Linked DNA regions of Mus musculus: regions 2 and 3 are each linked to region 1. The links are chromatin loops, found by intact Hi-C in ENCODE. Cell type or tissue: left cerebral cortex. All regions are shown on one strand.

What was found. Peaks named below come from ENCODE experiments on the same cell type or tissue, not always from the same donor. Only the 100,000 strongest peaks of a DNase experiment are listed, where the experiment ranks them.
Region 2: a loop joins it to region 1, with 3 times the contacts of the local background. A loop is called at or near these places in 9 of 42 quality-filtered maps.
Region 3: a loop joins it to region 1, with 5 times the contacts of the local background. A loop is called at or near these places in 34 of 42 quality-filtered maps.

What each region holds. Positions count from the first base shown.
Region 1 is chr10:128,007,437-128,009,936 of GRCm38, reverse strand. Hsd17b6 (hydroxysteroid (17-beta) dehydrogenase 6) reads left to right here and starts at 2,326. Exons shown (of 6, transcript NM_001359377.1): 1 at 2,326-2,454. In left cerebral cortex, CTCF peaks have their summits at 1,270 (motif pointing left) and 1,473 (motif pointing right); a DNase peak (open chromatin) is centred at 1,485.
Region 2 is chr10:127,693,789-127,696,288 of GRCm38, reverse strand. Nemp1 (nuclear envelope integral membrane protein 1) reads right to left here. Exons shown (of 9, transcript NM_001113211.1): 7 at 1,635-1,860; 8 at 747-920; 9 at 1-61. Among named protein-coding and RNA genes, the nearest start is that of Myo1a, 10 kb to the left of the region's middle. In left cerebral cortex, a CTCF peak has its summit at 1,427 (motif pointing left); a DNase peak (open chromatin) is centred at 1,451.
Region 3 is chr10:127,944,188-127,946,687 of GRCm38, reverse strand. All of the region lies in intron 1 of Gm40805 (a long non-coding RNA gene), which reads left to right. Among named protein-coding and RNA genes, the nearest start is that of Gm40805, 7.1 kb to the left of the region's middle. In left cerebral cortex, a CTCF peak has its summit at 1,156; a DNase peak (open chromatin) is centred at 1,140.

The DNA of each region.
Region 1 (2,500 bases):
GCTTGATCCTCTCCCTAGTGTCACAGCCCCAGGCTGAGGTAGTCTTGTCTCAGGCCATCTCTGCCCTGGAAGCCCGTGGTCATTCTGGGCATGGTCTGTCCACGAGGGACTTTAAAGCACTGGACTGTGGTTGTTTTGGACTCACTCCTTGCCTGGGCTTCCTGTATCAGCTTTCTGTGTGCTGAGATTATAGTCCTGGGCTGCTGTGTTCCTTGAGATTTTTGTTTTAAAGATTTATTTATCTATTTATTATATGTAAGTACACTGTAGCTGTCTTCAGAGGCACCAGAAGAGGGCATTCGATCTCATTACAGATGGTTGTGAGCCACCATGTGGTTGCTGGGATTTGATCTCAGGACCTTTGGAAGAACAGTCAGTGCTCTTAGCCGCTGAGCCATCTCTCCAGCTCTCCTTGAGATTTTAAAATTAACTTAAAGTTATTAGACTGATATTTAAAAACAAACAAACAAACAAACAGTTGGATGCAGTGGTACACATCTTTAATCTCAGTACTTAGGAGGCAGAGTTCCAGGCCCAGCAAGGATTACACAGAGAGACCCTGTCTCAAAACAAAGCAAGAACCATACAAACAACAACAAAACAAATAACTAAAAAGGGAATTAACGGGGGGCTGTGGTGGCACACGCCTTTAATTCCAGCACTTGGGAGGCAGGGGCAGGCAGATTTCTGAGTTTGAGGCCAACCTGAGTTCCAGGACAGCAAGGGCTACACAGAGAAACCCTGTCTCGAAAAACCAAAAAAAAAAAAAAGAGGGAATTAACATTTTCCTTCTAATACTCTGGGTATGCCCAGCAGAAGTAAAATGATTGAGAAAGAGTTTCTCCTACTGCCTTGGGAGCAGTCAGTGAAGATGGAGGTTGTCTTAGGGGAAGAAGGCAGTAAGGTCCTTACTGCACACTCAGCATGAAGAGAATATTGGGAGCCAGAACAAGTTTTTTTTTTTTTTTACCTGTTGCATATATGTCTATCACCTGAGCAAGGGCTTTCGAAAGAGGCTTTATTCAAGAGACAGCCAAAAAGAGGTCTTAAGACTCAAATCTTCCCAAGGGTGCAGAGTATTTATGGGTTAAAGAAACAGGATGGGAAGGTGTGTGTGTGTGTGTGTGTGTGTGTGTGTGTGTGTGTGTGTGTGTAGAGATGGCTCAGCACTTAAGATCACTGGATGCTCTTCCATTGTTTCTGAGTTCAATCCCCAGCAACCACATGGTGGCTCACAACCATCTGTAAAGGGATCTGATGCCCTCCCTCTTCTGGTGTGTCTAAAGACAGCGACAGTGTACTCATATAAAATGAATGAGTGAATGAATGAATGAATGAATGAATGAATGAATGAATGAATTTTTAGGAAGGAAAGAAAGAAAAGAAAGAAAGAACACGGTCATAGACCACATTGCATTCAACACAGAAGCTATTTAATCTTAAAAGGATCCTCGGGTAGAGCCTTTTCCACAAATTGCCACTGGGTGGCAGCATTGTCATTTCTTTTGTTTCTGTTGAGACTTCATCCACAGAAGTAACAAAACCTTTCCCACTTCCTGCCTTAAGCTGTCCTACTGTACAGCCCTCTAACCTACTGGGAGTTATTTCCCCTACAAGCCTTACACTGTAAGACAGCACCATTCTTTTTCAGAGCTAATATCTAGCGTATCCCAGGCTATTTCTCCAAACTCAGCAGACTTGAGACACCAATTGTTTGGGATTTCTTTTTAGTTTAGTTTCTAGCATTATTTTGCATGTTTTTAGCAGCTAAAAGAGTAATTTACTTTGGGGATATTCCTTAAAATATTACTTTTTATTTTTGTTTTTTCTCCAAGACAGGGTCTCTCTGTATAGCCCTGGCTATCCTAGAATTCACTCTCTAGACCAGGCTGGCCTTGAACTCAGAAATCTGCCTGCCTCTGCCTCCCAAGTGCTGGGATTAAAGGCTTGCGCCACCACGCCTGGCTAAAATATGGCTTTTTAAATCTTTATTTTATCTCTTACATTGTTTAAAAATTATTAGTATGTTGGAAGTGATGGGAAGGAGATCTGTTACGCTGCCTAGGTCAGTCTCAAACTTGCATGTCAACTTAGACTTTCATTTATTCTATTAGTCTGCAAATAATTACTGACTAAATGGCATACGCAGAATACTGACTAGAAAACATTGTTTCTGGGTGTGTGTGCACAGGGGATATTGGTGAATGAACTGCTAATCTGAATGGGAGGATCCACCTTCCATGTGGGCAGGTACTGTCCAATCAGTTAGGGACCAGAAAGGTGACTTCCTCTTTCTTAAACCTGGAACACTTTAATTCTGTCCCCAAGGGCAGAGTGATAGACTCCCAGCAATGTAGGACTCACCCTGTGCCTCCCTGGATCCTTACTCTGAGGGTTATATGATCAGTTTCATTGGATCTGAAGACCTGGACTTGGACTGAGACCTCAATTACAGTAAGCCTGTCCTGAGAGTTCTCAAACTCTACAATTATGTGAGCCA
Region 2 (2,500 bases), 310 kb after region 1:
TTCGTGAACAGAAACTTCATTTGGCGTGAGGTGGAAAGAACCTTCCACAAAGTCAGCAAATCTGCAAAAGAGAGGGATGTTTGTGAGGAAGCGCACGTCTGTCCTTCCTGAACGGCTTTCAAAATAAGAACAGACTAAAAGGCTCAGTGTGCCTGTAGTTCAAATTATACCGAATTTAACAAAGTCCTGCCCTTGCTTCGGCAGATGCATAGACTGAAGCAAGAACTAGGCACGAGGCAAGGCTGGGATCCCAGGCCAACATGCTGGGCACTCTCGTCCTGCTTGGCACTAACTACGCTGTCCTTGTCCTGGGTAGTTACGAAGTGCTAAGGTTCCCTGAGTCACCATAGACCTGATAAGAAGAGACTGAGCATTACAGTTCTCTGCACTTATGGCCCTATAAACTTTATGCTATCATGATTCCAAACTGAAACTTCACATACTCTTTGGTACAACTGCTCCCAACCAAAGGGGGGTGGGGGTGGGGGTGGGGACTCAGACATTAACGTCAAACACACAAGGGCCACACTTAAATACGGTACTGAAGTCTTCACAAGTTAGTGATATAACCCCAACAGTGAGGTAGCTGCCTGGGGAAACAAGAAATAGATTACTACTTTCTCTTGACTACTGCTCCTAGGTGAGCAATAATCAAAGGGCAAAATACAACACTGTTATCTGGAAGCATCATCTGTCAGACTTGAGGTCATTAACTACCCAGAAATACCTGGCTTATCAGAGTTTACCTTTTTGGAGACTGAATTCGAGATATGGTCTTCCAGGCAGAGCACTCCGGACTGTTACAAAATTCTCGGAGTTCCTGTAAAGCCTTTTGGGTCTCCACCTCTCCTTGTATCCGATACTCTTCTTCTGTCAGGAGGCGAGGGGGGACAGGCTTTCCTGATGCCTTACACATCCTTCTGTGCTCACCAAAATAACACCATGAGTCATTAATCAGTATCCACACCATCCTTATGTCCACTTGTCCCAGGAGACAACCACACTAAGATAAGACTCAGCATCGACAGTCATCACCCAGCTTTCTTCCACACACACCCTTCATTACAGTGTACTATCGTGCCAAACATGAGTGAAAAGCCAGAGTAGTCAAACTCACTTATTTTCAAATAAATGACAAATAATTTATTTTCCAATAAGTGGGAAAACAACAAAATGATGTTATAATGTTGTGGTTTGTGACCTCAGGTCCTCACTCTGAAGGTACTGTTTTGATTACCTGCAATGGAGCAGCCATGGCCATTTCAGAATCCAGGGCCACTCCATATTGACTTTTCCAAGAATACCATGCTATGAATTACATCTCAAATAAAATTAAGGTTTTAGAGCAACTTGACAGTCAGCGTGACATGATCTGAAACCTGAACTTGAGGCCTATGTACAAACCAAACACTGATATAATTTGCACCACCTAGTGGTAGCAGGAACACATGACACTTTACTGGTTGCTTTTATTATAAAAAAAGAAAAAAAGTATTATCTCAACAGAGAAAGGAACAAGGGTGGGAGCAGGTGACATCCCACTTACAGAGGTTCCCAAGGAAAAACTAAGCATCCTTTCGCTGCAAGTGCATCCCATACCCCACATGTCAACAGTCACCCTGCCTGCTAGTCACCTGTAGGTGCTGCACAGCCAGTGGATAGGGTATTCCAGGTTCTTAGTGCACAGTGCAATGACGATGAGAGCAAAGGCAACGTGCGGGATCTGGATACTGGAATACATGAGTCCCAGGCCCAGCAGCTGCAGCGTCCAGGTCAGCAGGTTAATGCTTCGTTCATTTTCCAGGGGCCCATATTTGTAGCACACTGCAAAACTCATGAATCCAACTGTGAGGATGTAGCCTGTGAGAAGAGGCATCATAAGACACTGGGTGGAGAACAGCACAAGCTCACCAGATGCATCTACTGGACCAGAAAATTAGACACATCTGCACTCAATTATTCACTTATTTTGAATTCTCGGAAAATATATTTTCCTCACCGTTCTTCATGTACATACATGTATCACTCACTGTTCTTCATGTACGCATATGTATTATTCTTATCCTTTTATCACAAATTTATTTACTCAAGTAACAAGGGGTTGAAGAGGTGGCTCATAGGTTAAGAGTGCTCAGTGCTCTTGAGAGGACCCACATTCATTCCCAGCATGCACTTGAGCATCTCATGACTACCTGTAACTCCAGCTCCGTGGATGATGCTACAGGCATTGCAGTCAAGTGCACACTCCCTCACACATAGAATTAAAAACTAAATCTTTGGTGGTGGTGGTTGGTGTTTTTTGAGACTGTTTCTTTGTGTAGCCCTGGCTGTCCTCAAACTCACAGAAATCCACCCATCATTGTCTCTCAAGTGCTGGAATGGTATGTACTACCACATTTGGGGGAGGGGGAGGGAGGAGGGGAGGGGAGGGGAGGGGAGGGGAGAGAGGGGAGAGAGGGGAGAGAGGGGAGAGGGGAGGGGAGGAGAGGAGAGGGGAGGG
Region 3 (2,500 bases), 63 kb after region 1:
TCTCCTCTCCTCTCCTCTCCTCTCCTCTCCTCTCCTCTCCTCTCCTCTCCTCTCCTCTCCTCTCCTCTCCTCTCCTCTCCTCTCCTCTCCTCTCCTCTCCTCTCCTCTCCTCTCCTCTCCTCTCCCCTCCCCTCTCTCTCTCTCTCTCTTTCTTTCTCTCTTTCTTTCACATTTATTTATTTTATGTACATGAGTACACTGTCACTGTCTTCAGACACACCAGAAGAGGGCATCGTATCCCATTACAGATGGTTGTGAGCCACCATGTGGTTGCTGGGAATTGAACTCAGGACCTCTGGAAGAGCAGTCAGTGTTCTCAACCACTGAGTCACCTCTCCAGCCCTACTATTCCCCTTCTTAATACTCAATCACTCTTTGTATTTTTTTTAACTTTCTTTTAGTGTTTTTGTTTTGTTTTGAAGACCATGTCTCACTCTAGCTATGGCTGTCCTGGAATTCGATGTGTAGACAAGGCTGGCCTCAGACTCACAGATCCTCCTGCCAAGTGCTGGGATTATAGGAGTTGGCCACCAAGTTTGGTTCTTTGTAGTGTCCATTCTTGGTTATTTCTGGAGTTCTTTGGTGGCCATTTAGAGTTGCAGTTATTTTGGGGTAATGGGGCAGAAGCTCATAAAACTGGCTTGAACTGGCTATATAGCCAAAGATGGCTCGCCTGCCTCTGTCTTTTAAATACTTGTGGGCTGGCTGGTGTTAGAATTCTGGGACTTGACTGTAGAGACCCTAGGCTCCCTGTAACTCAGCTACATCTCATTGTCAACATTGTTATCTTCATTAGAACTGGAAGCCAGAGTCCTGTCTGTTCTTTGTACCCCACGAGCTGAAATCACAGTAAAGATCAGAAACACAAAGAACATTTAGGAGATTGTTGAGCAACATTTTGCAACACTGGATGCAGGTGCTAAATAGGCCTCTGTGGCAAACAGCCTGCTCTGAGACGGACTCCAATTACAGCCATGGGAAGGATGTGGGAGGTTCCTGTGTGGATTCAGCCCTGCACGTGCACAGCTGTGCACCTGTTATGGGCTTTGCATATGCACTAGTCTCAGGTCAAGTTTACCAATGGATCCTAAACCTGGTACCATACCAACCGCAGGCTTTTTTGCTGAATCACAGGGGAAGTGCACCACCTTGTGTCATGATGGAGAATAGCCACAGTGGTACAGGGTCATACAGGGTTACTAGTCATTGCTAGGTGGGAGTCCTCCAAGCCAAGTTGCCTGAAGTAATTAGCTGGGATACACTTGCCTCAGGCAGTCTGAAGGTGCTTTGAGGACAGTGCAGCTAGTCTGTAAGAGGGGCTGCTAGGCTCTAATAGCTGTGGACCCAGCAACAGCTTAGCTCACTCACTGAAAAGGCAAACATTAAAAGGTACTTACAAGAAAGACAGTGATGTTAACTTTTTTTTTTTTTTTTTTTTTTTTTTTTGAGACAGGGTCTTACTGTGTAACCCAGTCTGTCCTGGAACTCACTCTGCAGACCAGGCTGGTCTCAAACTCAAGATACCTGCCTGCCTTCCCTTGCTTCCCAAGTGCTGGATTAAAGGCAAGCACCACCACCCTGCCCTCTACTCATTTTCACGGCCGATTTACAGACTGTATAAACACACCACATTTTGCGTCTCCACTTGTTAGTTGACAGACATTTTGGGGGCTTTTATTTTTTAGCTGTTACGAATGTCTAGCTGCCAACAGTTGTGCACACGTTTGTGTGTCTAAGTTTACCACTTTAGGAAATCATCAGTAGGTCTTCTCTTTCTTTCTTTCTTTCTTTCTTTCTTTCTTTCTTTCTTTCTTTCTTTCTTTCTTTCTTTCTTTCTCTCTTTCTCTCTCTTTCTCTCTCTCTCCCTCCCTCCCTCCCTCTCTCCCTCCCTCCCTCCCTTCCTTCCTTCCTTCCTTCCTTCCTTCCTTCCTTCCTTCCTTCCTTTCGTAAATTTAAAAATTTATTTATTTTATGTGTATGACTACACTGTCACTGTCTAAAGACACACCAGAAGAGGAAATCAGATCGCAATTATAGATGGTTGTGAGCCACCATGTGATTGCTGGGAATTGAACTCAGGACCTCTGGAAGAGCAGTCTGTGCTCTTAACTTCTGAGCCATCCCTGCAACCCATCATCAGTAGGCTTTCTAAAGTAGCTGTACTATCGAGCTTTACTGTATGTCATAGTTGGGCCAAATTTCACATGTTTGTGGTACTCTATTTTCTTTTTTTTTTTTTTTAAGATTTATTTATTATTATAGATAATCACACTGTTGATGCCAGAAGAGGGCGTCAGATCTCATTACGGGTGGTTGTGAGCCACCATGTGGTTACTGGGATTTGAACTCAGGACCTTTATAAGAACAGTCAGTACTCTTACCCGCTGAGCCTTCTCACCAGTCCCCAGTACTCTATTTTCTTGACAGTTGTTTCATTTTGGGTTTTATTTCTGACTAGATAGTTAAGATAATATTTTAATATTTTCCAGCCAGTTATGAT